Regions from separate parts of the Homo sapiens genome. Here region 1 is linked to region 2. A link is an interaction called in ENCODE POLR2A ChIA-PET data of the cell type or tissue named here. Cell type or tissue: Panc1. All regions are shown on one strand. Links, peaks and the distances in the headings refer to the core of each region. The heading gives the core; the rest is flanking DNA.

Region 1 (15,255 bases), core at 4,023-12,022, 80 kb after region 2:
TGTCAGGAGTTTGAGACCAGCCTGACCAACATGGCGAAACCCCGTCTCTACTAAAAATGCAAAGATGAGCTGGGTGTGGTAACCCATACCTGTAATCCCAGCTACTTGGGAGGCTGAGGCAGGAGAATCACCTGAAGTGGGGAGGCGGAGGTTGCAGTGAGCCGAGATGGCGCCATTGTACTCCAGCCTGGGCAGCAGGAGCGAAACTCTGTCTCAAAAAAAAAAAAAAAAGAATGAAATAAAATTTATTTATTTATTTATTTTTGAGATGGAGTTTCGCTCTTGTTGCCCAGGCTGGAGTGCAGTGGCATGATCTCAGCTCATTGCAACCTCCTCCTCCTAGGGACAAGCGATTTTCCTGCCTCAGCCTCCGGAGCAGCTGAGATTACAGGTGCATGCTACCACGCCTGGCTGATTTTTGCATTTTTAGTAGAGACGGGGTTTTGCCATGTTGGTCAGGCTGGTCTTGAACTCCTGACCTCAGGTGATCCACCTGCCTCGACCTCCCAAAGTGCTTGGATTACAGGTGTGAGCCACCGGGCCTGGCCTGAGACCTTGTCTCTTAAGAATAAAATAAAATTTAGTTTGAAAATACTTTTTTGGCTGGGTGTGGCCAGGAATTTGAGAACAGCCTGGCCAACATGGTGAAACCCTGTCTACCAAAAAATACAAAAATTAGCCAGGTGTCTTGGTGTGCCTGTAATCCCAGCTACTCAGGAGGCTGAGGCGGGAGAATCGCTTGAACCCAGGAGACGGAGGTTGCAGTGAGCTGAGATCGCCCCACTGCACCCCAGCCTGGGCGACAGAGTGAGACACTGTCTCAAAAAAATGGCGGTGGCTCACGCCTATAATCCCAGCACTTTGGGAGGCCAAGTCGGGCGGATCACCTGAGGTCGGGAGTTCAAGACCAGCCTTATCAACATGGAGAAACCCCGTCTCTACTAAAAATACAAAATTAGCCGGGCATGGTGGTGCATGCCTGTAATCTCAGCTACTTGGGAGGCTGAGGCAGGAGAATCACTTGAACCCGGAAGGCGGAGGTTGTGGTGAGCCAAGATCGTGCCATTGCACTCCAGCCTGGGCAACAAGAGCAAAACTTCGTCTCAAAAAAAATAAATAAAAAATAAAAAGTGAAAACATAAAATCTTTAAAAAAAAAAATCAAAGTGATATGTGGTTGCTATAAAAATTTAAACCATACAGAAGTGAAGTCAAATATTTCTTCACCAAAATCTTTGCCAAAAGAAGCATCCACTCTTCCCAGTTTCTTGTGGCCTGTGTGCACATGAGAACGCGTGTGTCTGTTGTGTAGGTGGGGCCTGGCCTGGCTCTTGTGGCTGCGTATGTTGTGGTTTGTGTCCTGAGCTAGGAAGCCTGACTGAGGGCAGGTGGGGACTCAGGTCTGGCTAGGTCAGCCCGCGATGCCTGCTACCATGGCTCAGCCTGTGCCCTCCCAATTTCCATGGAAGTGCTGGAGGGTCTTGTGGCAGCCTGGGGCCTGGCTGGTGTGGGAAAGTCTGTTTCCCACCTTTAGTTTGGACTCCGTGTGTGTTGTTCCTCCTCATCCCTCTGCTCTTTTCTACTTAGCTTATTGGGTTGAGCCCTGGAGAGGGAAGCAGGACTCTGGCGCCTTTGTTTACCCCCACTTGATCTCTACTCTAGAAAGGGTCTCTGGTATTCTTGGCCTAGATTTATTCCAGGCAATAAATGAGAGGGATGCGGTCAGATCCTCAGGTAGGCCCTGTGGGCTACACAAAGTCATCCTGGGTGGCATCCCCTGCAGCTCGCTCAGTGTTGCCTGAGGGGATGTGGTAGGTGGCACCTCTCAGGGCCATGGCAAGGCTCAGGTGGATGTGAAGGGCTATGGTGGGGGCGAGAGAGGGGCCGGTGCAAGTGGCTACCCAGAGACTTTTCTCTAAGGTCATCGAGCTGGTTAAGAAGTATGGCACAAAGCAGTGGACACTGATTGCCAAGCACCTGAAGGGCCGGCTGGGGAAGCAGTGCCGTGAACGCTGGCACAACCACCTCAACCCTGAGGTGAAGAAGTCTTGCTGGACCGAGGAGGAGGACCGCATCATCTGCGAGGCCCACAAGGTGCTGGGCAACCGCTGGGCCGAGATCGCCAAGATGTTGCCAGGGAGGTAAGCTGTCTTCTTGGGGGTTGGGACAGGTTCCCGGGAGGCCAGGCCCGTGTTTCTGATGGAGGAGGGTTCCTGGGTGGGTATTGTGGTCCTGTGCTCTTGTTCTGTAACACCCAGCCTCGGCTCCAGGGCTCCCAGAGGCATGCATAGTCAGGAGGAAGGGTGGTTCCCCAGGGAAGGCCCTGTCTTCTGTCAGCTTAAAAGAACAGATGGTGATAAGGGAGGCCTCAGCAAGAAATCGGGAACCCTGGAGTCTAGTTCTCATCCTGTTCCCAGCTCACTGTGTCTTCTTGGTTAGCCTCTTCTCTTCGACTTCAGTTTCTTCTAACACAGAATAGGCTTGAGATGTGGGATAGATGGGCTTTCTTTAAGAAGAAAATGATCAAAAATCAGGTAGTACTATAATCTGCTAAAAGGTGTTTTTTGTTTTTCTTTTTCTTAAAAGGTTTAATAATGAAAAACATCAGTCTTTGTCACCACTCTGTTAAATGACTCTACTAAAACAGACTCATCTTTTTGAGTTCTTTATCTCTTTAAGTGATGTGCCATTTTTCATATTGATCCTCTGCTATGGGAGATTAGCTTTCTTAGGCTTTCCCACTCCCCATATGTCCCTATTGCTCCAATAATGTATGATAGTTATTAAAATAATAATGTTTATGGACGGGCATGGTGGCTCATGCCTGTAATCCTAGCACGTTGGGTGGCTGAGGTGGGTGGATCACTTGAGGTCAGGAGTTCGAGACCAGCCTGGCCAACACAGTGAAGCCTCATCTCTACTAAAAATACAAAAAATTAGCGGGATGTGTTGGTGAGCCTGTAATCCCAGCTACTTGGGAGGCTGAGGCAGAATTGCTTGAACCCAGGAGGCAGAGGTTGCAGTGAGCCGAGATCATATCACTGCACTCCAGCCTGGGCGACAGAGCGAGACTGTCTCCAAAAAAAAAAAAAAAAATTTTTTTTTCCCCTAAATACTGAAAGCATTCCATGATCTTTTCTCCTATTTTTCATCTGTTTTGCTTCATTTTCTAGGAGACTTCTTATCTTCTCTTTTTTTGAAATTATTTTCCCTAAAAATTTTACTTTCTAAGGGCTCCTCCCTTTTCTGGCACTCTTTTTTTATTTTTTATTTATTCTTTTTTTTGGGAGACCAGAGTCTCGCTCTGTCATCCAGGCTGGAGTGCAGTGGCGTGATCCGGGCTCACTGCAACCTCTGCCTCCCAGGTTGAAACGATTCTCCTGGTTCAGCCTCCCAAGTAGCTGGGACTACAGGTCTGTGCCACCATGCCTGGCTAATTTTTGTATTTTTAGTAGAGATGGAATTTCACCATGTTGGCCAGGCTGGTCTCGAACTCTTGACCTCCTGCCCACCTCAGCCTCACAAAGTGTTGGGATTACAGGCATGAGCCACTATGCCCAGACTCTTTAAAACAGGGTTCTCACTCTGTCACCTAAGCTGGAGTGCAGGGGCATAATCATGGCTCATTGCAGCTTCACCCTCCTGAACTCAAGCAATCCTTCTGCCTCAGCCTTCCAAGGACCTGGGACTACAAGCTCATGCCAGCATACCCAGCTAGTTTTAAAATTTTTTGTAGGGGCAGGGTCTCCCTATGTTGCCCAGGCTGGTCCCAAAGTGCTGGGATTACAGGCATGAGCCACCACACCTGGCCTGGCACCCTATTCTTATTTTGTGGTTTCAATAGCTTACTTCTCTGTCAATATTATATTTTTTTTAAGACCGAATTTCGCTCTTATCACCCAGGCTGGAGTGTAGTGGCATGATCTCGGCTCACTGCAACCTCTGCCTCCTGGGTTCAAGTGATTCTCCTGCCTCAGCCTCCTGAGTAGCTGGGATTATAGGCGCCCGCCACCACACCTGACTAATTTTTGTATTTTTAGTAGAGATGGGGTTTTGCCATCTTGGCCAGGCTAGTCTTGAACTCCTGACCTCAGGTGATCTGCCTGCCTTGGGCCTCCCGAAGTGCTGAGATTACAGGTGTGAGCCACCGCACCTGGCCCTAAGCTGGATATTGTTCCCCTGTTTTCCATCTTATGAAAACTTGTAAAAAATCTCTTACTAGTGGCTGTCTTCTACCTGTTTCTCTTTGTCCTTGTGAATTTTTGCCTTGCTTTATTTTGAATCCCTTTTTTTGTCATGGCAGTGTGGTCCTGGCAGGGAGAGAAAATGCCAGATGGTGTGTTTTCCCCAAAGTCTGAAATGATCCCTTTTCAAAGCTCAAACCTGAATGTGTCATCTTTCTGGGGCTTCCCCTGACACTTGGGTTGGAAACTCTGGCTTCTTTCCCCCCATGGCCTGTTTGGCTCACAGGTGCCACCAGCCTCACCTTGATCCACTGTCACTTGTGCTTACTCGGTGTTAGCTGCTTTGCCTCCTTTCAGTCCCTCGAACCCTGAGCTCTTCTCAGAGCTCCTAGTGCTCCTCTGTCGGCCTGCAGTGCACTCCCGCTTGTGCCTATTGTGTAGCTAATGTGTTCTCATCCTTCAGTTCTCAGTGGGGGTGCTATTTCTTCAGAGAAGTTTTCTCTGTTCTCCCAGACTGTGGTTGGTCTCTGGTGACCTCTGTGTTGTGCCCACACCTGTCTGCAGAGTAGTGTGTACCCCAGTTGTAGCTGAAGATAACATTCATCTCCCCTGCTAGATTTAACTGTCAATGGCAGCCACTTGTCTTATTTACCAGATGGATCCCCAGTGCCTACAATAATGCCTGGCACACAGTGGGTGCTTTTTATATGCGAGCAAAAGAAGGAGTCTCACTATAGCTTGGGGCACCCCAGACTCTGGTCTTGGGGAGTGGGAGGGCTGGGGAGGTGTTTTGGGTCAGGTTCCCTGGAAGCGGAACCTGTGACTCAAGAGTTTCAGGTACATGGGATCTCTTGGAAAGGTTCTCACCTGTGAGGGAAGGAGTGGAGAAAAGAAGGGAAGGGGCCAAGCAAGGGATGGGGTCTTGGAAAATAGAGCTTTGGCCTGCTATAAGGCCAAGGAGTGTGTGTGTTCACATGTATGCATGCGAGGTATGTACATATGAGGAGGGCGCATGTGTACATGGGTTGGGGAACTCCTGGGGCATCTTCGGTTGTGCCTTCCAAGAGCTGTTTTTTGTTTTTTTTTTTTTGTTTGTTTTTTGTTTTTTGAGACGGAGTCTTGCTCTGTCGCCCAGGCTGGAGTGCAGTGGCGTGACCTCAGCTCACTGCAACCTCCGCGTCCCAGGTTCAAGCGATTCTCCTGCCTCAGCCTCCTGAGTAGCTGGGATTACAGGTATGCACCACCACGCCTGGCTAATTTTTGTATTTTTGGTAGAGACGGGATTTCACCATGTTGGCCAGGCTGGTGTTGAACTCCTGACCTTAGGTGATCTGCTTCCAAGGGCTCTTATGCAGATAAAGTCATAGTAGAAGCCGTCGGCAGCATGCCCGGCAGCTGGGGGATTGGATTCGCTGTAGGGACAGAGGATCTGGGCAAAGCACCAGGAGCACCCCTTACCCTACACCTTTGCCCAGTGAGCATTGTGTCCCTGAAGGCTTAGAGTGCAAATGATCCGAGGATATTCTCTTAGACTGGGTGCTCAGTTAAGCTGTTACTCTCTGTTCACTTTTCAAGGAAAGAGTATTCTGCTTGGCACTCCAAAGAAGGTGGTGACTACTATGTGTCAGCACAGTACCTTTGTATTTTTAGTAGAGATGGGGTTTCACTATGTTGGCCAGGCTGGTCTTGAACTCCTGACCTCAGGTGATCCACCTGCCTCAGCCTCCCAAAGTGCTGGGATTACAGGCGTGAGCCACCGCGCCTGACCTGCCGCTTGCTTCTCACCACTATACTTCTATACACTTTTGTGGTACTATCCCGTCCTTCTGTATTACTCTATGCCTTTATTACTACATGTTTCTCTGCTACTCTACTCTGTGCTTTATGCTACTGTTCTACTGTAGATGTGTCTCCTCCCTGAATCTTCAGTGAGTGATGGAGTATGACGTAGTCTTCTGACCTTCCAGATAAAGAAACCAAGGCTTAGGGAGGTGAACAGTTCTGGGCCTTCTGCCCTCTTTGGCCACTTATCAGTCTGTGGGAGGTGAACAGGCCTTGCATCTGAGGTCAGCGTGAGACTCAGTGGAAATGAGCAGACAGTGTTGCTTATGGCTTCTACACATTCGAAGTGGGCAGGGAAGGGGGTGAGAGTTCCAAGCACATATCTTCAGTTTTATAATTTTTAAAAAATTTAAAATTTTTTTTTTCATTTTTATTTATTTTTGAGATGGAGTCTCACTCTGTTGCCCAGGCTGTAGTGCAGTGGCGCAATCTCGGCTCATCACAACCTCCACCTCCCGGGTTTAAGCGATTCTCATGCCTCAGACTCCCAAGTAGCTGGGATTACAGGTGCCTGGCATCACGCCCAGCACCTCCCAAAGTGCCAGGATTACAGGCGTGAGCCACTGTTCCTGGTCTTATATATACATTTTTTTTTTTTTTGAGGTGGAATTTTACTTTTGTTCCCAGGCTGGAGTGCAATGGCATCATCTTGGCTAACCACAACCTCTACCTCCTGGGTTCAAGCGATTCTCCTTCCTCAGACTCCCAAGTAGCTGGGATTACAGGCATGTGCCACCATGCCTGGCTAATTTTGTATTTTTAGTAGAGACAGGGTTTCTCTGTGTTGGTCAGGCTGGTCTCGAACTCCCGATCTCAGGTGATCTGCTCGCCTAGGCCGCCCAGAGTGCTGGGATCACAGGTGTGGTGAGCCACCGCACTCGGCAATTTTTTTTTTTTTTTAATTAAAAAAAATTTTGTTTTTTACCTGAACCTGACAGTAGCTGGTGCCATTTTATAATTTTTGCCATAGCCTGAATGATTCAGTTGCTTATTTCACAGAGCTTCGTGGAAATGCTCTGTAAATTATTAGGGCTAGAGACTTGTGAGACTTCATCTTGGAACTGAAAGAGACCTTAGAGTTCATCTAGTGGAAGATTCATTTACAGGAGCAGGAACTTGGCTTAGGGAGGTTAGTGATGTGCCTGATGGCACCCCACCCACAGAGCTGGGGTTCAAAGGCCCCCTGCTGCCCCCTGCAGGACAGACAATGCTGTGAAGAATCACTGGAACTCTACCATCAAAAGGAAGGTGGACACAGGAGGCTTCTTGAGCGAGTCCAAAGACTGCAAGCCCCCAGTGTACTTGCTGCTGGAGCTCGAGGACAAGGACGGCCTCCAGAGTGCCCAGCCCACGGAAGGCCAGGTGAGACAGCTGCTCAGCCTTTGGCTTGGTTTGATTTCACATTCATCTGACACCATCTCATTGAACACCTTGTCCACAGCTATTGGTCAGTTTCTGCCACAGAGTCTAAAAGTGGGCTCTGTGCTTCTGGGGCCTTGTGAGACTTCTGCACATAACTGGCACTTGTCTGCCTGCAGATGAAGGATAGCAGAGCAAGCTGATTATATAAAACTGTGAATTAGTTAAGGAGATCCTCAGCCTCCATCTCTCCTTGCTGGTGGCCACCTTCTTACCTGTTGCTCATTTTAATTTTTTAAAACTGAAAGCATGTTTGCAATAAAAAAATCAGAGGTGGCTGGGTGCGTTGGTTCACACCTGTAATCCCAGCAAGTTGAGAGGCTGAAGCGGGCGGATTGCTCAAGCCCAGGAGTTGGAGGCCAGTTCAGGCAACATGGTGAAACCTTGTCTCTATCTTTTTAATTAAAAAAAATTAAAAAATGTATTGAGTTGTAATTTACGTACTCTAATAAACAGTTTTGAGTTATGACAAAGCATACAGCCATGTAACCACTGTCACAGTCAAGGTATACAACAGTCCCATCACCCCAGAATTCCCTCGTGCTCCTTTTCTTAGCCTTTTTTCGGCCCTTAGCTCCTTGCACTGTGATCTGTTTTCTGTCTCTATAATTTTGACTTTTCTAGAAATTAACAATTAAAATCCTATAGTATTACATTTGCAGGCTGTTTTTTTTGAGACAGAGTTTTGCTCTGATGCCCAGGCTGGAGTTGCAGGGTGTGATCTTGGCTCACTGTAACCTCTGCCTCCTGGGATCAAGCGATCTCATGCCTCAGCAACCTGAGTAGCTGAGATTACAGGCATGCACCACCACGCCTGACTAATTTTTGCATTTTTAGTAGAGATGGGGTTTCACCACGTTGGCCAGGCTGGGTTTGAATTCCTAGCCTGAAGAGATCCGCCTGCCTTGGCCTCCCAAAGTGTTGGGATTACAGATGTGAGCCACCATGTCTGGCACTACATTTGCAGTTTTTATTTATTTATTTTTTGAGATGGAGTCTCTGTCGCTCAGGCTGGAGTGCAGTTATATGATAGCTCACTGCAACCTCCGCCTCCCAGGTTAAAGCGATTCTGCTAACTCAGCATCCCGAGTAGCTGGGATTACAGGTGCACACCACCATGCCTGGCTAATTTTTGTATTCTTAGAGATGGGGGTCTCACCATGTTGGTCAAACTGGTCTCAAACTCCTGACTTCAAATGATCCACCCACCTGAGCCTCCCAAAGTGCTGGCATTACAGACGTGAGCCAGCATGCCCCAGCTACATTTGCAGTTTTAAAAATGAAATCAGTATATACTTATGTTAACATCCACTGTCCTATATACCAGAGCAAAGTTTTTATTTATATTTTTTAGCTATATCTCTAAAGGTTATTTTTCAAAATAAAAATTTGGGTAGGGCGTGGTGGCTAACATCTGTAATCCCAGCACTTTGGGAGGCCAAGGCTTTTGGATCTCTTGAGCCCAGGAGTTTAAGACCAGCTTGGGCAACATGGTGAAACCCCATTTCTATAAAAAGGAAAATTAGCTGTGTGTGATTTTGTGCACCTGTAGTCCCAGCTACTTGGGAGGCTGAGGTGGAAGGATTATTTGAGCCTGGGAGGTGGAAGTTGCAGTGAGTTGAGATCCCGCCACTGCACTCCAGCTTTTATTTATAAATAAAATAAAAATTTGAAGGCCGGGCACGGTGGCTCACGCCTGTAATTGCAGCATTTTGGGAGGCCGAGGCGGGTGGATCACGAGGACAGGAGATTGAGACCATCCTGGCTAACACGGTGAAACCCCGTCTCTACTAAAAGTACAAAAAATTAGCTGGGCGTGGTGGCGGGTGCCTGTAGTCCCAGCTACCCAGGAGGCTGAGGCAGGAGAATGGCGTGAACCCGGGAGGCAGAGCTTGCAGTGAGCCGAGATCACGCCACTGCACTCCAGCCTGGGTGACAGAGTGAGACTCTGTCACAAAAAAATAAAACTAAAGAAAATTAAATAAATAAATAAAAATTTGAAGCAAGCATGACAAAAAATAGATTTGATGATGCCGGCTGTGTGGTAGGTAACAATTGTCCTTTGTTATTTTCTAATCTTTTCTGTCATGGTGTGAACTATTTAATAATTTTAAAAAATCTTTTTCCCTCTTCTTACTGGGTAGAGATAACTTGTTGACAGTTACAATTCTTCCACAATGCCCTGCTAGAGCGATATATTATGTTTTTGCCTCTATTTCTTGAATTTTCAATTTTAGAGAATATCTCTCGATTGCCCAATATGAATGCACCTATGGGGTAACTTTCAAAGGGCAGAGAAATGTATCAAATGAAAAGTAAAACGACTTCTTTTTCTGGTTTCAACTCCCTGTGCATCTCTTAACCGGAGGAGTCTACTTCTGACAATTTCTTGTACATCTAAGTAGTATGTGTTTGATCTTTTACTTCTGATTGAAGAAAAGGTCTCCGTTCCACAAAGAGAAACAGCGGGCATCAGCCGACTCATAGAAGACTTTCAGCATAGGACAGAGTGAACAGATCTCTAGTCTCTTAAAAACTCTACTGTGCTGAAAGCCAGTTATTGACTTGGCTTTTGTCCCCTGACACTTTGAGTGTCTGGAGTGCTGGCTGTGCTGGGCTGGGACCAAGCCCCAGACCATGACCCTGAGCACAGGAGGTCAATTTTTTTTTTTTTTTGGAGACAGAGTCTTGCTCTTGCCCAGGCTGGAGTGCAGTGGTGCCATCTCTGCTTGCTGCAACCTCCACCTCCCAAGTTCAAGTGGTTCTCCTGCCTCAGCCTCCTGAGTAGCTGGGAAACTGGGATTATAGGCATTCGCCACCATCCTGGCAAATTTTTGTATTTTTAGTAGAGATGGGGTTTTGCCATTTTGGCCAGGCTGGTCTTGAACTCCTGACCTCAGGTGATCCACCTGCCTCAGCCTCTCAAAGTGCTAGGATTGCAGGCATGAGCCACCATGCCGGGCCTGTGTTGATTTCAGCCTTACCCGTGTCTCTCCAATGTGGTCTTTCTGGTGTGCTATTTATTTAACTAGTTTCTTACTGATGTAGATAAGGGTATTACTGGTTTTTTGTTATTAGAGATAAAACTCTTAACAGTCACCCTTGTGGCCAAATGACTGCTTCTTTGTGCAGTTATTTCTTGAGAAATTCCTAGAGATGGACAAATATATTTGGTGGTGGGGGGAACCCTTTTGGCTGAGTATGGTGGCTCATTCCTGTAATCCCAGCACTTTGTGAGGCCAAGTTGGGAGGATTCCTTGAGGCCAGGAGTTTGTGACCAGTCTGGGCAACATAGGGAGACTGTCTTTACAAAAAAAAAAAAAAGCTGGTGCGGTGGCACACACCTGTAGTTCCAACTACTTTGGAGCCTGGGGCAGGAAGTTCACTTGAGCCCAGTATTTCAACAGAGTGAGACTCTGTCTTTGAAAAAGCAAACAGGCCAGGCGTCATGGCTTACACCTGTAATCTCAGCACTTTGGGAGGCTGAGGTGGGCGTGGTGACACAGGCTTGTAATCCCAGCTACTCGGGAGGCTGAGGCACGATAATTGAGAATCCACTTGAACTGGCGTGGCGGAGGTTGCAGTGAGCCGAGTTCGCACTGCTGCACTCCAGCCTTGGGTGACAGCAAGACTCTGTCTTAAAAAGAAAAGAAAAAAAACCTCTTAATACATTTTGTTAGATTGCTGCCAGAAGAATTTTGCATGTTAATTCGTGTATGGGACCACTCCCAACTTCTCCACTCACTGGTCAGTGCTTGCTATTATAAAATTGTTTCCTCTGCTTCAGAAGTAATGCGTGATCATTGCAAAAACTTAACAACTTTATAGAATTGGGCAATGCAGAAGGTTGAGCCTGCTCATCTCAACTTTTTTTTTTTTTTGAGACGGAGTTTTGCTCTTGTTGCCCAGGCTGGAGTGCAGTGGTATGATCTTGGCTCACCGCAACCTCCGCCTCCCGGGTTCAAGCGATTCTCCTGCCTCAGCCTGCCGAGTAGCTGGGATTACAAGCATGTGCCACCATGCCTGGCTAATTGGGGTTTCTCCATGTTGGTCAGGCTGGTCTCAAACTCCTGACCTCAGGTGATCTGCCCACCTTGGCCTCCCAAAATACTGGGATTACAGGCGTGAGCCACCACACCAGGCTTAAAATTAGACGATGTCTTACTCTTTTACAACTTTCTTTTTCTATTTAACATATCGTTCCATGTTGTTATGTGTATTCAGATCTCCAACATTCCTGAATTTGCCGTATCTTATTTAACCATTATATTGTCAAACATCTGTTACTATTTCCATCAATGCTATAATGATCATCATTGTTCAGTTTCTTTGTACATTTGCTGAACTGTGTGGTTGATTTTTTTGTTTTTAGATGGGGTCTCACTCTGTTGCCAGGCTGGAGTGCAGTGGTGTGACCTTGGCTCACTGCAACCTCCGCCTCCCGGGTTGAAGTGATTCTCCTGCCTCAGCCTCCTGAGTAGCTGGGATTACAGGCATGCAGCACCATGCCCAGCTAATTTTTGTATTTTTAGTAGAGATGGGGTTTCACCATGTTGGCCAGGATGGTCTCGATTTCTTGACCTCGTGATCTCCCCGCCTCAGTCTCCCAAAGTGCTGGGATTACAGGCGTGAGCCACTGCGCCCGGCCGGTTGATTTTATAGATGTGGAATGATTGGGTAAAATAGTGTGGACATTTGAAGTTTTCATAAGCATTGCCGAATTGCTGCCAAAGGGATTGTACTGTTTAATCCTGCTATAGGTGGTATATAGGACTGCTTGTTTCCAGCCTTATTGTCAATACCGGCTATGGTTATATGAAAAAAAATCTTTGCCAGTTTTAATGAGCAACAAATGCATTATCATGTTCTTATTTTGATTGAATTACTTTGGAGTTGATCTTTTTTTTTTCAGCTTTATTAAAATATAATTGACAAATAAATTGCATATATTGACCAGGGGCGGTGGCTCATGCCTGTATTCCCAGCACTTTGGGAGGCTGAAGTGGGCGGATCACTTGAGGCTAGGAGTTTGAGGCCAGCCTGGCCAATACGGTGAAACCCCATCTCTACTAAAAATATAAAAAATTAACCGGGTGTGGTGGTGCACGCCTGTAGTCCCAGCTGCTCAGGAGGCTGAGGCATGAGAATCACCTGAACCTGGGAGGTGGAGGTTGCAGTGAGCTGAGAGTGTGCCTCTGCACGCCAGCCTGGGTAACAGCAAGACTCTGTCTCAAAAAACAACAAGGGCTGGGCGCAATGGCTCACGCCTGTAATCCCAGCACTTTGGGAGGCTGAGGCAGGCGGATCACGAGGTCAGGAGATGGAGACCATCCTGGCTAGCATGGTGAAACCCCATCTCTACTAAAAATACAAAAAAGAACCCAAAAAATTAACCGGTCATGGTGGCGGGCACCTGTAGTCCCAGCTACTAGGGAGGCTGAGGCAGGAGAATGGCGTGAACCTGGGAGGTGGAGCTTGCAGTGAGCCGAGATCGCGCCACTGCATTTCAGCCTGGGCAACAGAGTGAGACTCCATCTCAAAAAAAAAAAAAAAAAATTGCGTGTATTTATGGTGTGCAATGTGATGTTTTGATTCATTGTTTTGGTTTTCATTTCTTTTACTATTAATGAGGGTGAGTAACAAATTACCCCTTAATTTGTTAATTTGTTATTTGGCTTGGTTGTCTTTTTTTTTTTTTTTTTTTATCTTGTTACTGGTTTGTACATTTTATTTGTATATTAAGGATGCTACTCCTTTATCATGTAGTAACTATTTTTTCCCAGTTTGGTAGCTTTTTTTCTTTATTTTATAAAGGTATAATTTACATACAATAAAATTCACTTTTTGTTTGTTCGTTTGTTTTATAGAGATGGGGTTTGCCCAGGCTGGTCTCGAACTCCTGGGCTCAAGGGATCTGTCTGCCTTGGCCTCCCAAAGTGTTGGGATTACAGGTGTGAGCCACCACGCCCCGCATATTTTTTTTTTTTTTTTTTTTTTTTTTTTTTTTTTTTTTTTTTTTGAGACAGAGTCTCGTTCTGTAGCCCAGGCTGGAGTGCAGTGGCGCAGTCTCGGCTCACTGCAAGCTCCATCTTCCGGGTTCACACCATTCTCCTGCCTCAGCCTCTCAAGTAGCTGGAACTACAGGCGCCTGCCACCACACCTGGCTAATTTTTTGTATTTTTAGTAGAGATGGGGTTTCACCGTGTTAGCCAGGATGGTCTCGATCCTCCTGACCTTGTGATCCGCCCGTCTCGGCCTCCCAATGTGCTGGGATTACAGGCGTGATTTTTTTTTTTTTTTTTTTTTTAAATGAGCAGGGTCTTGCTCTGTACCCCAGACTGTAGTGCAGTGGCGTGATCATAGCTCACTGCAACCTTGAACTCATGAACTCAAGGGGTCCTCTTGCCTGAGCTTTTCAGAGTTCTGGGATTACAGGTGTGAGCCGCCACACCCAGCCCCCTCCCCCCTCCCTTTTTTTTTTATTAGAGTCTTGTTGTGTTGCCCAGGCTGGAGTGCAGTGGTGTGATCATAGCCCATTGCAACCTTGAATTCAGGAACTCAAGGGACCCAATTGCCTCAGCCTCCCAAAGTGCTAGAGTTACAGGCATAAGCCACTGTACCTGGTCTTTTTATTTTTTAATGTTTATTAAGCATTAAAAATTTATTTTTTAATTTTTTTGAGACAGAGTTTTGCTCTTGTTACCTAGGCTGTAGTGCAATGGTGCGATCTCAGCTCACTGCAACCTCTGCCTCCCAGGTTCAAGCAATTCTCCTGCCTCAGCCTCCCGAGTAGCTAGGATTACAGGTGCCTGCCACCACACCTGGCTAATTTTGTTTTGTTTTGTTTTTAGTAGAGACAGGGTTTCACCATGTTGGCCAGGCTGATCTCGAACTCTTGACCTCAGGTGATCCACCAGCCTCGACCTCCCAAAGTGTTGGGATTACAGGCGTGAGCCTCTGCACCCAACCTCTGTGTATTACTTCTTTCATCTGAGCCATTTGAGAGTTAGTTATGTAGCATAGATTCCTAAGAATAAGGCCATTTGCTTACATAACCACAATAAAGTTATATTCAATCCAGGGAATTTAAGCCTAATTCAGGATCTTTATCTACAGTTTATATTCCATTTTTCCCTGTCCATGATGCAGTCTAAGACCAGACATTGCATTTAGTTGTCCTATCCCTTTAGTCAGCCTTTCTTAGTGTCATGATGTTGACATTTTGGAAGTATATGGTATGGCTAATTATTCTGTAGAATGTTTCTCTATTTGGGTTCATCACAGTTTCCTTCTTAGATTCAGGTTGTGTGGTTTAGCTGGAAACTACTATATAGTCTATATCTCAGCGAAATGCAAATGGTGTATTCTTGTGTCTTACAGGGAAGTCTTCTGACCAACTGGCCCTCCGTCCCTCCTACCATAAAGGAGGAGGAAAACAGTGAGGAGGAACTTGCAGCAGCCACCACATCGAAGGAACAGGAGCCCATCGGTACAGATCTGGACGCAGTGCGAACACCAGAGCCCTTGGAGGAATTCCCGAAGCGTGAGGACCAGGAAGGCTCCCCACCAGAAACGAGCCTGCCTTACAAGTGGGTGGTGGAGGCAGCTAACCTCCTCATCCCTGCTGTGGGTTCTAGCCTCTCTGAAGCCCTGGACTTGATCGAGTCGGTATGTTGGTCACAACACTTCACAGTGAGCACAGAACACCCCCAGCAGGAAGTGCTTCTCTCTCAGGCCCACATCCTTTTGCTCATTCCATCGCCCTGCTAACAGTTACTGACTTGATGCTGAATGCCTAGCCCTGACCCAAG
Region 2 (15,255 bases), core at 3,238-11,237:
GTGCGTGGTAGTGGGCGCCTATAATCCCAGCTACTGGGGAGGTTGAGGCAGGAGAATCACTTGAACCTGGGAGGTGGAGGTTGCATTGAGCTGCCATCGTACCATTGCACTCTAGCCTGGGGGACAGATGGAGACTTCGTCTAAAAAAAAAAAAATTATATTTGTCATTATAGATAATAAAGCACAAATGAACATCTTTTTTTTTTTTTTTTTTGAGATGGAGTCTCACTCTGTCACCCAGGCTGGAGTGCAGTGGCATGATCTCAGCTCACTGCAACCTCCGCCTCCCAGGTTCAAGTGGTTCTCCTGCCTCAGCCTCCCATGTAGCTGGGATTACAGGCATCTGCCACCACACCCAGCTAATTTCTCTATTTTTAGTAGAGATGGGGTTTCACCATGTTGGTCAGGCTGGTCTTGAACTCCTGACCTCAGGTGATCCACCTGCCTCGGCCTCCCAAAGTGCTGGGATAAGTGAACATCTTTGTATGTACAGTTTTGTGCACTTGTGGTAGTATTTTTTTTTTTTTAATTGATCATTCTTGGGTGTTTCTCGCAGAGGGGGATTTGGCAGGGTCATAGGACAATAGTGGAGGGAAGGTCAGCAGATAAACAAGTGAACAAAGGTCTCTGGTTTTCCTAGGCAGAGGACCCTGCAGCCTTCCGCAGTGTTTGTGTCCCTGGGTACTTGAGATTAGGGAGTGGTGATGACTCTTAACGAGCATGCTGCCTTCAGGCATCTGTTTGACAAAGCACATCTTGCACCGCCCTTAATCCATTTAACCCTGAGTGGACACAGCACATGTTTCAGAGAGCACAGGGTTGGGGGTAAGGTCACAGATCAACAGGATCCCAAGGCAGAATTTTTCTTAGTACAGAACAAAATGAAAAGTCTCCCGTGTCTACTTCTTTCTACACAGACACAGCAACCATCCGATTTCTCAATCTTTTCCCCACCTTTCCCCTCTTTCTATTCCACAAAACCGCCATTGTCATCATGGCCCGTTCTCAATGAGCTGTTGGGTACACCTCCCAGACTGGGTGGTTGCCAGGCAGAGGGGCTCCTCACTTCCCAGTAGGGGCAGCCGGGCAGAGGCGCCCCTCACCTCCTGGATGGGGCGGCTGGCCGGGCGGGGGGCTGACCCCCCCACCTCCCTCCCGGACGGGGCGGCTGGCCGGGCGGGGGGCTGACCCCCCCACCTCCCTCCCGGACGGGGCGGCTGGCCTGGCGGGGGCTGACCCCCACCTCCCTCCCGGACTGGGTGGCTGCCGGGCGGAGACGCTCCTCACTTCCCAGACAGGGTGGCTGCCGGGCGGAGGGGCTCCTCACTTCTCAGACGGGGCGGCTGCCGGGCGGAGGGGCTCCTCACTTCTCAGACAGGGCGGCTGGGCAGAGACACTCCTCACCTCCCAGACGGGGTCGTGGCCGGGCAGAGGCGCTCCTCACATCCCAGACGGGGCGGCGTGGCAGAGGCGCTCCCCACATCTCAGACGATGGGCGGCCGGGCAGAGATGCTCCGCACTTCCTAAATGGGATGGCATCCTAGATGGGATGGCGGCCGGGCAGAGACGCTCCTCACTTTCCAGACTGGGCAGCCAGGCAGAGGGGCTCCTCACATCCCAGATGATGGGCGGCCAGGCAGAGACGCTCCTCACTTCCCAGACGGGGTGGCGGCCGGGCAGAGGCTGCACTCTCGGCACTTTGGGAGGCCAAGACAGGCGGCTGGGAGGTGGAGGTTGTAGCGAGCCGAGATCACGCCACTGCACTCCAGCCTGGGCACCGTTGAGCACTGAGTGAACAAGACTCCGTCTGCAATCCCGGCACCTCGGGAGGCCGAGGCTGGGGGATCACTCGCGGTTAGGAGCTGGAGACCAGCCCAGCCAACACAGCGAAACCCCGTCTCCACCAAAAAAAATACGAAAACCAGACAGGCGTGGCGGTGCGCGCCTGCAATCACAGGCACTCGGCAGGCTGAGGCAGGAAATCAGGCAGGGAGGTTGCAGTGAGCCGAGATGGCAGCAGTATAGTCCAGCTTCGGCTCGGCATCAGAGGGAGACCGTGGAAAGAGAGGGAGAGGGAGACCGTGGGGAGAGGGAGAGGGAGAGGGAGAGGGAGTGGGAGTATTTTTTAGGGTAAATTTCTCAGCATTGAAATTTCTGGGTCAGAGGTCTTCCAACAGATGGGTTACCAAATGTAATGTGTTACCAGATGTCTCTCAGGGAGGTGGTACCACTTACAGTCCCTATGAGCACACACCTTTTTCCTCTCTTGCCAGCATGGAGTATTCTAGTAAACATCGTATCTCTTTCTTTTAATTTGCATTTTTTTAAATTATTAGTGCATAGGATGACCTTTAAAGTCTATTGGCTGATTGTATTTCTTCTGTGAACTTCATGTTCATTGCTTTTTGGCCATTTTTCAATTGATGGTTTGTCTTTTCGCATTCATTTATAATACCTCTGTACTTTGAAATATTTTACCCAGTAAAAATTGACATTCTTATGTAGTTAAAGCATGTTACAAAGTTTTAGTAGTGAAAATAATGTGGTCCGGGTACCGTGGCTCACCCCTATAATCCCAACACTTTGGGAGGCTGAGGCAGGCAGATCACTTGAGCTCAGGAGTTCAAGACCAGCTTGGGCAACATGGCGAAACCCTGTCTTTACAAAAAAATACAAAAATTTAGCCGGTCGTTGGTGGCTCGCACCTGTATTCCCAGCTACTCAGGAGACTGAGGCTGGAGAATTGCTTGAGCCCAGGAAGCAGAGGTGGCAGTGAGCCGAGATTGCGCCGCTGCACTCCAGCCTGGGTGACAGATGAGACTCTGTCTCAAAAAATATGTAAATAAAATGAAATTAAAAAATAAAATAATGTGATTGGCTGTGTGCAGTGGCTCACACCTATAATCCCAGCACTTTGGGAGGTCGAGATGGGCCAATGGGTTGAGGCTAAGAGTTCAAGACCAGTCTGGGCAACATAGTGGGACCCTGTCTCTACAAAAAAAAAAAAACTGAAAATTAGCCATATGTGGTGGCACACACCCATAGGCCCAGCTACTCTGGAGGCTGAGGCAAGAGGATTGCTTGAACCCAGAAGGTTGAGGCTGCAGTGAGCCGTGATCATGCCACTGTACTCCAGCCTGGGTGACAGAGCAAGACTATCTCAAAAAAATAATAAAATGTGGTCATAGTTCAGAAATAGTTTTAAAAAAATAAATAATACAGATTAAAATTAGACCAAAAACATATATGGAGGGTGGGGATTATTTGTGTATAGTAAAAGTGGCATTTCAAATATTAGAGATGGATGGCATAATTCTGGGTAAACATTTGGAGAAATAGTTTCATTTTCATACCACACCCCAAAATGTATTCTGGATAGGCTAAAATTTTTAATATTAAAAATGAAAGCATATGCCGGACGCGGTGGCTCACGCCTGTAATCCCAACACTTTGGGAGGCCGAGGTGGGCGGATCACCTGAGATCAGGCGTTCAAGACCAGCCTGACCAACATGGTGAAACCCCATCTATATTAAAAAAAACAACAAAATTAGCCAAGGATGGTGGCGGGCACCTGTAATCTCAGCTACTCAGGAAGCTGAGACAGGAGAATCACTTGAACCTGGGAGGCGGAGGTTGCATTTAGCCGAGATCACACCATTGCACTCCGGCCTGGGCAACAGGAGCGAAACTCCGTCTCAAAAAAAAAAAAAAAAAAAAAAAATTAGCCTGTCGTGGTGGTGCATGCCTGTCATCCCAGCTACTCGGGAGGCTGAGGCAGGAGAATTGCTTGAACCCAGGAGGCAGAGGTTGCCGTGAGCCAAAATCGCACCACTGCACTCCAGCCTGGGCAACAGAGCAAGACTCCGTCTTGAAAAAATAAAATAAAATTAAATTAAATTAAATTAAATTTTAAAAGAAAGCATAGAAGTACTTAAAGAAGCCCAGGTACGATGACTCATGCCTGTAATCCCAGCATTTTGGGAGACTGAGGCAGGCAGATCACCTGAGGTTAAGAGTTCAGGACCAGCCTGGCCAACCCCCATCTCTACTAAAAAATACAAAACTTAGCCAGACGTGGTGGCACAAGCCTGTAATCCCAGTTACTCGGGAGGCTGAGGCAGGAGAATTGCTTGAACCCGGGAGGCGGAGGGTGCGATGAGCCGAGATTGCATCACTGCACTCCAGCCTGGGCGACAGAGCGAGACACCAACGCAAAAAAAAAAAAAAAAACCTTAAAAAAAATAAGTGAATATTTTAAATTCTTGGAGTAGGGAAGACCTTTCTTAGTAGAAACAAAGTCAAGTCATAAGGGGGAATATGTATAGCAATATAATTCACAGAGTTAATATTTTTGACTGTCAAGAATCAATCTAGGCTGGGCGCAGTGACTCACGCCTGTAATTCCAGCACTTTGGGAGGCTGAGGCAGGCAGATCACGAGGTCAGGAGATCAGGACCATCCTGGATAACACGATGAAACCCTGTCTCTACTAAAAACAAAACAAAACAAAATTAGCCAGGCGTGGTGGCGGGCACCTGTAGTCCCAACTACTCGGGAGGCTGAGGCAGGAGAATGGTGTGAACCCGGGAGGCGGAGCTTGCAGTGAGCCGAGATCACGCCACCGCAATCTAGCCTGGGCGACAGAGCGAGACTCCGTCTCAAAAAAAAAAGAAAAAAAAAAAGGAATCAATCTAATTATTTCACTTTGTGTCAGCTTATCCAACTGGTATAGGTAAAAGAACTGTAGACTTGGAATTAGAAGGAATTGTTAGAAGTTCCTGATTCCCTCTCTTACTTGCCAAGGGTGACCCAAGGCATAGTAACTGTTAGTGTCTGTTTCCCTATCTGTGTAGTGGGGATAATGTTAACCTTACAAAATTGTTGGAAAATTTCAGTAAGGTGATATTTGTGAAAGTGCTTTGTAAAGTTGAAAGCCTAGTGCCCTACTTGTTGTTGCGTTATGACTTTGTAATTAATTATAGTGAAGGGAATATGTCTAGTTGTTCCTTTCCTGGATTATCCAGGAAACAGCTTCCTGGTAGACTTTGAGGTATGGACTAGTCCTGCTTCTTGCTTTGAGGTATCTTTGCCTGTTGGAGTCTCAGATTCTCCTTTATCCTTATTTCCTGTTATGTCCCTTCTCCCTTCTCTCACTCTGCTGTAGCCACACTGACTTTGTTTCAATCCTTAAATAAGTGAAGCTTGTATTCATCTTAGGGACTTTACACAAGCTATTCCGTCTTTTAGGAAAACTCTTTCTGAAACTTTTCACTGAGCTAATCTTATTCATTCACATGGTTTGGAAAGTTCTGTTTTGGGGATGGGTGTTTAAGTTTATACTTAGTCTTATCAAAATGTCAGTCTTTTTTTTTTTTTTTTTTTTTTTTTTTGGAGACAGAGTTTCGCCCAGGCTGGAGTGCAATGGCACCATCTCATCTCACTGCAACCTCCACCTCCTGGGTTCAAGCAATTCTCCTGACTCCCGAGTAGCTGGGATTACAGGTGCCCGCCACCACACCCGGCTAAGTTTTGTATTTTGAGTAGAGACAGGGCTTCACCATGTTGGCCAGGCTGGTCTTGAACTCCTAACCTCAGGTTAGTCTGGCCTAGTCTCATTGATTTTTTTAGTAGTAATAAAAGAAATACAGGAGTGTAAATAATAGCAAATAGGCCGGTCACAGTGGCTCACACCTGTAATCCCAGCAGTTTGGGAGGCTGAGGCGGGTGGATCACCTGAGGTCAGGAGTTTGAGACTAGCCTGACCAACATGGTGAAACCCCATCTTTACTAAAAGTACAAAAAGTAGCCGGGCGTGGTGGTGCACACCTGTAATCCCAGCTGCTCGGGAGGCTGAGGCAGGGGAATTGCCTGAACCCAGGAGGCAGAGGTTGCAGTAAGCTGAGATCACGCCATTGCACTCCAGCCTGGGTGATAAGAGCAAAACTCCATCTCGAAAAATAATAATAATAATAATAATAGCAGATAGTTTTTATCTTGCTACTCAAGTGTCCGTTCTCCCTTATGCCTTGAGAATCATCTTCCATTGATTGCATTTTGGGAAAATGTGGGGGATAGATGTGCATTGACCTCCATATGACTATTTCTCCCACCTACTTTTTCTTCCTCCATGGACAACTGCTTGTTTTCTTCTGCTTCTGGCCCAGAGATCATGGGCTGTAATCCACCTTGCTGGGATACTGCTGGAGTAAGGGTAGAAGGTGGAGTTTGGAGAATGTGGGCCAAGTACCACTTCTCTTTCATAGTATGACAACAAAAGTCATAGGGTAGATGAGATTTTACTGAAGGAATGGGGAAGATTAACACCAGAGGGAGGCCAGGCCCGGTGGTTTATGCTTGTAATTCCAGCACTTTCGGAGGTCAAGGTGGGCGGATTGCCTGAGCTCAGGAGTTCAAGACCAGCCTGGGCAACATGGTGAAACCCCGTTTCTACAAAAAATATAAAAATTAGTAGGTGTGGTGGCATGCACCTGTGGTCCCAGCTACTCAGGGCACTAAGGCAAGAGAATCGCTTCAGCCCAGGAGATTGAGGCTGCAGTGAGCCATGTTCATACCACTGCACTCCAGCCTGGGCAACAAAGTGAGATCCTGTCTTAAAAAACAAAACAAAACAAACAAAAACACTAGAGGGAAATAATTTTAAACTTAAGCCAAAAAGAATTTTTGTTGTCTAAAGAAAAAGGGAAATTAAAATCTCTATGAGGAACCCCTCATGGGTGCTTCCCCTATACCCCCTCCCCCAGTTTCTAACCTTACGCCCTGGTGTTGAGATCTGTGTTTCTCTCCATTCTGAGAGCACTTCCTTCAAGCTTTGCAGAGCTCCATCTTTGAGTAAAACCCTAACCCCTCCTACATGGGTTGGCTTCACCCCAGAATCTGCACCCCACCTTTGCTCCTCTATCCCACACCCTCTCCAGGAGTACATTGCCCCAGGTCAGACCAATTCACTCTAGATAATCTAAGACAAGTCTTTGTTAGGACAGTGGAGAGTAGAGGAGGGACTCCAAAGCAGATCTGTGTAGAAGTGTCCATTATAGCGTATATTTATGCCTCTGTTCATGTGACATTTAACTGGTAACATACCCATCCAGTGATATACATTAATTCTTAGAGATAGCACTAGCCAAACCTAAGGAAGAAGAACGTATTTACCAGTAAGATATTATTATGCAGAGCAGCTTGAGTTCAGTTCTTGGATGAGGCCCCATCCTCTTCCTCCTCCCTCCATCAGGGGCTTCTTTAGTTCTCCCAGTTACAGTCACTTACACTTTCCTGTTAATTTACTTTCATGTTTTTTAAAATGCTTTATTAAATGTGTAGCTAGAGTTGTCCCAGTTTTTAAGTTAACAAACCAAAGCTTAGAAAAAATTTTTTGTTTGATAATGAATCAAAGAGTGTTACTCAGCTGAGCACCGTGGCACACGCCTGTAATCCCAGCACTTTGGGAGGCCAAGGTGGGCAGATCACTTGAGGCCAGGAGTTCAAGACCAGCCTGGTCAACATGGTAAAACCCTGGCTCTACTAAAAATACAAAAATTAACTGGGCGTGATAGCAGGCACTGAGGCTGCAGAACAGCTTAAACCTGAGAGGCGGAGGTTACAGTGAGCCAAGATCGCACCACTGCACTGCAGCCTGGGTGACTGAGTGAGACTGTTTCAAAAAAGAGTGTTACTCAAGAAACATTGAGATTATTTTCAGAATTTTTGTATTCATGTTTTTAAAATTTGAATGTGTTTCTTTAATTTCTTACAGGGCTCTCACCTTTGTGTATCCTTTTGGTGCCACATTGAGTGTCATGAAACCAGCAGTGGCGGTTCTGTCTACAGGTTCTGTCTGCTTCCCACTTAACAGACCCATTTTGGCTTTCTATCACTCAAAGGTACAGCTTTTCTTAGATATGGGTATAGATGTTATTTTTATTGTTGAAATAATAAAAACCACCTTACCATTTCCAGAAGGCTTCTATATGTTTTCTCACTGGTCTTCCTGCCAGTCCTGCAAAGTAGCATTTCAGCTATATACATTTTGCTTATGGGGAAACAGTGGATTGTCCAGTAATTGATGAAGTTAAGGCCTAAACCTAGCTCTTATTATTCTAAACCCGAAGCTTTTCCACTGTAGCATGAGGCTACCTGTATTATAACTTTTTTTTTTTTTTTGAGATGGAGTCTCTGTTGCCCAGGCTGGAGTGCAGTGGTGCAATCTCGGCTCACTGCAAGCTCCACCTCCCGGGTTCACGCCATTCTCCTGCCTCAGCCTCCCGAGTAGCTAAGACTACAGGCACCTACCACCACGCCCAGCTAATTTTTTGTATTTTTAGTAGAGACAGGGTTTCACCATGTTAGCCAGGATGGTCTCGATCTCCTGACCATCCTGCCTCGTGGTCCACCCGCCTTGGCCTCCCGAAGTGCTGTATTATAACTTTTAAAATAACTTTTTTTTTTTTTTGATCCCATGGCAGCATATTGATGAAAATAACTTTTAATCCTGTCTGTGACTATGGGCTGTCACCCTCAGTGTAAAGAGAATACATTCAGGAACAGATGGAGTTAACATATTACACAAAATAGCACAGAATTATGTTGCTGTTAGTTTATACTAGGAAAATATATCAGAAAACTATTTTTCCAGTTATTATCCTAGAGACCCCATAGAAATGTGGGCACAGCTAGTCCCAGGCAGTGACCCAACATCCCACTGCCTTTCTTTTTCTTTTTTTTTTTTTTTTTGAGATGGAGTCTCACTCTGTTGTGCAGGCTGGAGTACAGTGGCATGATCTTGGCTCACTGCAACCTCCGCCTACCAGGTTCAAGCAATTCTCCTGCCTCAGCCTCCCGAGTAGCTGGGATTACAGGTGCCTGCCACCAAGCATGGCTAATTTTTGTATTTTTGGGAGAGATGGAGTTTCACTATGTTGGCCAGGCTGATCTCGAACTCCTGACCTCAAGTGATTCACCCACCTTGGCTTCCCAAAGTGCTGGGATTACAGGCATGAGCTCTGTTGCCCAGGCTGGAGTGCAGTGGCGCAATCTTGGCTCACTGCAATCTCTGCCTCCCGCCTCAGCCTTCCAAGTAGCTGGGATTACAGGCCTGCACCACCACACCCTGCTAATTTTTGTATTTTAATAGAGATGGGGATTTACCATGTTGCCCAGGCTGGTCTTAAACTTCTGAGCTCAGGCAATCCCCCCCACCTCAGCCTCCCAAAGTGCTGGGATTATAGGCATGAGCCACTGTGCCCAGCCCCCACTGCGTTTTAATTCACATTTTGCTGAATTTACCTTCATCTGCCCCCTAAGACAGAATTCACCAGCTGATCTCCTAATTTTTTTTCTAGGGACCTAGGTGTCTCTAGCTCTGAACAATCCTATTTTTCTTTGTGGTACCTAGGAATTACCTTTCCCTTCTTATTTAAAAGCTCTCGGGCTGGGCGTGGTGGCTCACACCTGCAATCCCAGCACTTTGGGAGGCCAAGGTGGGTGGATCACTTGAGGTCAGGAGTCCAAGACCAGCTTGGCCAACGTGATGAAACCCCGTCTCTACTAAAAATACAAAAATTGACCAGGCGTAGTGGCTCACGCCTGTAATCCCAGCACTTTGGGAGGCCAAGGCGGGTGGATCACGAGGTCAGGAGATTGAGACCATCCTGGCCAACATGGTGAAACCCCCTCTCTACTAAAATTACAAAAATTAGCTGGGCGTGGTGTGGTGGCACGCGCCTGTAATCCCAGCTACTCAGGAAGCTGAGGCACGAGAATCGCTTGAACCCAGGAGGTTGCAGTGAGCCGAGATTGTGCCACTGCACTCCAGCCTGGAGGCAGAGTGAGACTCCGTCTCAAAGAAAAAAAAAATATTGAAAAATTAGCCAGGCACGGTGGCAGGCTTTGCAGCATTTGCTTTTAACCTGGTACAAATCAGAGGGTTTTTTTTACCAATTTTTTAAAAATGTATGTAATGTGTGTATTTATGTCTCTTGACATCTCTGGCTTAGTATAATTCTTTTCCTGGGGAAGTTATAACTATGCCTGTTCCCTGTATGTGATGTAGCTAAAAAAACCGATTTCATTTTGTATTTTTACTATTGAACTGGTTTTCTCATTACAAAAGTAATAATGTGCTCATTGTTGGGCTGAGCGTGGTGGCTCACAACTGTAATCCCAGCACTTTGGGAGGTCAAGGCGGGCAAATCACTTGAGGTCAGGAGTTCGAGACTAGCCTGGCCAACATAGTGAAACCTTGTCTCTACTAAGAATACAAAAATATTAGCCCAGCATGATGGTGAGTGCCTGTAATCCCAGCTACTCCAGAGACTGAGGCAAGAGAATCACTTGAACCCTGGAAGCGGAGGTTGCAGTGAGCCAAGATCATGCCACTGCACTCCAGCCTGGGCAGTGGAGCAAGACACTGTCTCCAAAAAAAAAAAAAAAAAGTAATATTGTAGAAATGTTACAATAATTGTAGAAAAAATGAACAATACAGAGATAAAGCAAAAGAAAAAAAATTCCCCCATCGCACTACTCCAAGACTCTAAGACAGCCCAGGTTGACATATTATTCACTTTCTCCTACTTTTGCTTTGCCTTATTTTTATTTATTTGCCTCGTAAGCTTTAAAGTAGAATAGCAATATAATTTATAGTATAGGTCAGGCATGGTGACTCATGCCTATAATCTTAGCACTTTGGGAGGTTAAGGAGGTAGGATCACTTGAGGCCAGGAGTTTGATACCAGCCTTGGCAACATAGTAAGACCTGTCTCTACGAAAAAGTTAGCTGAGTGTGGTGTTATGCTCCTGTAGTCCTGGCTACTTGGGAGGCTGAGGCAGGAGGATCACTTGAACCCAGGAGTTCGAGGCTGCAGTGAGCCATGATTGTGCCACTGCACTCCAGCCTGGGAGACAGAGTGAGACCCTATCTCTAAAAATGGGAAAAAAATTATAGTATACTTTTTTTTTAACCGAATGATGTGTTGGAAGCATTTTCCCATGTTACTGAAAACCCTTTATAATATGAAATTTAACTGCTGAAGAAGGTTGCATCATTCTGAATTACTTTTTTGTGAACATTTGGATTTATTTCTAATTTTTTGTGACTATAACTACACAACTGGGCATAGAATTTTTTATGTTTCAGACTGCTTTTGTTGCATATGTTAATAGTTTCAGCAACAATGTGTGAAAGAACTTATTTCACTAAAATTCGACTAGCGCTGTTTATATCATATTTTCATATTTATTTATCTGATAGGAAAAAGTACTTTGTTTTTATTTGTTAAAAGTTACAAGTATTGAAAATTTTTCTTATTAACCAGTCATTATTTTATGACTCTCTCATGCTTGTGCCTTAGTTTTCTGGTTTTTTTTTTTTGAGACGGAGTCTCACTCTGTCGCCCAGGCTGGGGTGCAGTGGTGCGATCTTGCTTCACTGCAACCTCCGCTTCCCAGATTCAAGTGATTCTCATGCCTCAGCTTCCTGAGTAGTTGGGATTACAGGCATGCACCACCATGCCTGACTAATTTTTGTATTTTTAATAGAGACGGAGTTTGGCCATCTTGGCCAGCCTGGTCTCGAACTCCTGGCCTCAAGTGATCCACCCGCCTCGGCCTCTTAAAATGCTGGGATTACAGGCATGAGCCACTGCGCCCAGCCTTGCCTTAGCTTTCTTTGAGACTGAGTCTTACTCTGTTGCCCAGGCTGGAGTGCAGTGGCGCGATCTCAGCTCGCTGCAACCTCGCCTCCCAGGTTCAAGCAATCCTCCCGCCACAGCCTCCCAGGTAGCTGTGGGAGTACAGGTGCGTGCCACCAACCCTAGCTAATTTTTGTATTTCTAGTAGAGACAGGGTTTTGCCTCCCATGTTAGCTAGGCTGGTCTTGAACTACTGATCTCAGGGTGATCTGCCCACCTTGGCCTCCCAAAGTGCTGGGATTACAGGCGTGAGCCACTGCACTCAGCCTGCTTTAGCTTTCTATTTGGATCTTACTTAAATACTTTTTTTTTTGGTACCCATAGGTATCTTTAATTGTACAGACTGTCTTTGAGTTTATCTTTTTTCCCTTTAAAATTATGATCTTCGTTTATAAGATAAACAACAATAGGAAAATGCTGTAGAATCAATTTAATTTTTTTTTTTTTTTTTAATTTTTAGAGACAGGGTTTCCCAGGCTGGAGTGCATGGTGCAGTCATAGCTCATTGTAACCTCGAGCTCCTGGGCTCAAGTGATTCTCCTGCCCCAGCTTCCCAAGTAGCTAGGACTACAGGTATGCCTCACCACACCCAGCTAATGTAGAATTAATTTATGTTAGTTTTCGTTAAAGCCAAATAAAAAAATATAGAAGTATCTAAAATGAGAGGCAGGTTAAAGTGTAGTAGTTATTATAGTTGGTCTTTCTTTTTTTTGTTTTTTGAGATGGAGTCTCGCTCTGTTGCCCAGGCTGGAGTACAGTGGCGCGATCTCAGCTCACTGCAACCTCCGCCTCCTAAGTTCAAGCGATTTCCCTGCCTCAGCCTCCCGAGTAGCTGGGACTACAGGCGCATGCCACCACACCTGGCTGATTTTTTTTTATTTTTAGTAGAGACGGGGTTTCACCATGTTGGCCAGGCTGGTTTTGAACTCTCAACCTCAGGTGATCCGCCTGCCTCGGCCTCCCAAAGTGCTGGGATTACAGGCTGATCCACTGCGCCTGGCCTATAGTTGGTATTTCTAAACTTTAAAATCTGGGTGTGAATTGGCACTCTTCAGTATATAAGACAGTTGCTAGCATGATTCTAATAAGTGTCTGGGTACTAGGATACATGAGATGCACTTTCGGATTTGAGTATCTGACCCTGCTTTGTCATCAATAGAACCAAGGTGGGAAGCTGGCAGTGCTTGGTTCATGTCACATGTTCAGTGATCAATATTTGGACAAAGAAGAAAACAGCAAAATCATGGTAAGCTTTTTCTTTTGTCATATTAATATACAATGTGTATTATTTTCATGTCATTTAAAAAAATACTGGTAAGTTTATTTGCTCATTTAAAAGCAGCTACTCAGAACCCATTATATGCCAGGCACTGAGAATACAAAGTCGAGTCAGGCATAGTCCCAGTCCCTGCTTTGGAAAAGTTTGTAATACACTGAGAGAGAGAGAGACAAATTAGTAAACCCAGAAGGGTGTTTCTGAGCATGTCAGGTGGGGTGGGAGCTGAGCCTGGAGAAGCGGAGAGGAACAGGCTCAATAGCAGTATCACGTGTAAGGCCAAGGAGCTTGAACTTGATGCTGAAAGCCACAGGGAGCCCTTGGGTTTTCAGCAGCCTTGAGCATAGCCAGATCTGTGTTTCTTCTTTTTTTGTTGTTGTTGTTTATGAAAGAACTTCTAGAATGTTTTGGAAAGATTCTTCTGTCAGTTGTGTGGAAAGTGGAAAGGAGGAGGCAGCCTAGAGCCAATTAGGAAGGTGGTGGTGTCACCAGGCAAGGAGAAATGGGGACCTGAATTACGGGAGTCAAGGTGTGAGTGGAGAGGAGGGGCTGGTAGGAATGGGAATTAGGAAAGGCTCTGTAGAGGACTACTCACTGACTGATGTGGCAAATAAAGTAAAGGCATTGCAATTTTGTCAAAAAAATGCCAAGGGAACATGTCTTACGGAAGATGGCAGAGTAGGGAAGCACATGTCTGTACAGCATGTGCCAGAGCTGTCCATTGGTGATTCCAGTGAGAGAAAGAAACGCCTTATAATTGTTATATTGGGAGATTGATAAAGATCTTATTTCTGTGGAATTTACATGAAGTTTCAATGTCTCTAGACACATTATGGGAGATCTAGATATTCTACTTTTTTTTTTTTTTTTTTTTTTTTGACATGGAGTCTCTGTCTGTCACCCAGGCTGGAGTGCAATGGCACCACCTCAGCTCACTGCAACCATCGCCTCACGGGTTCAAGCGATTCTCCTGCCTCAGCCTCCTGAGTAGCTGGGATTATAGGTGTGCGCCACCACACCAGGCTAATTTTTGTATTTTTAGTAGAGATGAGGTTTCACTATGTTGGCCAGGCTGGTCTCGAACTCCTGACTTCAGGTGATCCACCTGCCTCAGCCTCCCAAAGTGCTGGGATTACAGCTTGAGCCACCACTCCCGGCCTAGGTATTCTTCTTTTCAAAAGTTTTAATTTCAGACTGTCATCACAGTAAATAGGGATTAATTCAGGATTGTGAACAAAGGTTAATAAATTTTAGCTTGTGGTTAGAGGTTAGGGTGCTTAAAGATACATTATAAATTTCTGATAATAAAAGTTGCATTATGCTGGTCATGGCAGCTCATGCCTGTAATCCTACTACTTTGGGAGGCCGAGACAGGTGGATCACCTGCGATCAAGAATTCGAGGCCAGCCTGACCAACATGGTGAAACCCCATCTACTAAAAATACAAAAATCAACCAGGCCTGGTGGCAGGCACCTGTAATCCCAGCTCCTCAGGAGGCTGAGACAGGAGAATCGCTTGAACCCAGGAGGTGGAGGTTGCAGTGAGCCAAGATTGCGCCACCGCACTCTAACCAGGGCGACGGAGCGAGACTCTGTCTCAAAAATAAAAGGTGCATTAGGGTGAAGAAAACCTTTGAGTTCTCATATGATTGCATCAAGACAAGGCTGGCTACCCTTTTCTGAATCACTGGTTTAATCTTTCTTCCTTTATCATTCTTCTTGATTTAATTCTCTAGTCCTGACCTTCAGCTTTTTCAAATAACCAACTGTCCTAATTATATACTTTTTTTTTTAATTTAGGATGTTGTTTTCCAGTGGCTCACGACAGGAGACATCCACCTAAACCAGATTGATGCTGAGGACCCAGAGGTAGACACCGAATTATTAGAAACTTTTAAATGAAAAATGAGTCCAGCTTCTCAGTACCACTTCTCACAGCTCAAAAGGAATACATGACTGTCTTAACTCATCTGTAAGACAGATGGAACGAAGGAATGATTTGGGGGAGATGAAGGCCATATTGTAAAAAATAAGTCAATAAACAATATATGTAATTAATCATAGAATTAATTGGAGGGGGAGCATACATACATACAGTATGTATATAAATTAGAATTTAAATTATGGGCACTCTGGCCCAGACTTTCAAAATGAGCATCTGCAGAAAAATACTTTTTTCAGAAATCTGAAATTTTCTCATAAAGAAACAAAGAGTATCAGAATTTATGTTGTAAACTATAATTTTGTTGCCTTTAGATTTAACAGTTCTAAAGGCA

What was found. Peaks named below come from ENCODE experiments on the same cell type or tissue, not always from the same donor. Only the 100,000 strongest peaks of a DNase experiment are listed, where the experiment ranks them.
Region 1: POLR2A ChIA-PET joins it to region 2 with 7 read pairs; 3 of 35 experiments call an interaction of 5 or more read pairs at or near these places.

Annotation. Positions count from the first base shown.
Region 1 is chr20:43,684,933-43,700,187 of GRCh38, forward strand. It overlaps MYBL2 (MYB proto-oncogene like 2), which reads left to right. Exons shown (of 14, transcript NM_002466.4): 5 at 1,920-2,140; 6 at 7,225-7,387; 7 at 14,825-15,112. Among named protein-coding and RNA genes, the nearest start is that of MYBL2, 25 kb to the left of the region's middle. In Panc1, for the core only: no CTCF peak of the experiment used is centred there; a DNase peak (open chromatin) is centred at 7,189.
Region 2 is chr20:43,606,078-43,621,332 of GRCh38, forward strand. It overlaps IFT52 (intraflagellar transport 52), which reads left to right. Exons shown (of 14, transcript NM_016004.5): 7 at 7,773-7,899; 8 at 12,863-12,949; 9 at 14,780-14,848. Among named protein-coding and RNA genes, the nearest start is that of IFT52, 23 kb to the left of the region's middle. RefSeq lists an enhancer at 1,288-2,129. In Panc1, for the core only: no CTCF peak of the experiment used is centred there; no DNase peak of the experiment used is centred there.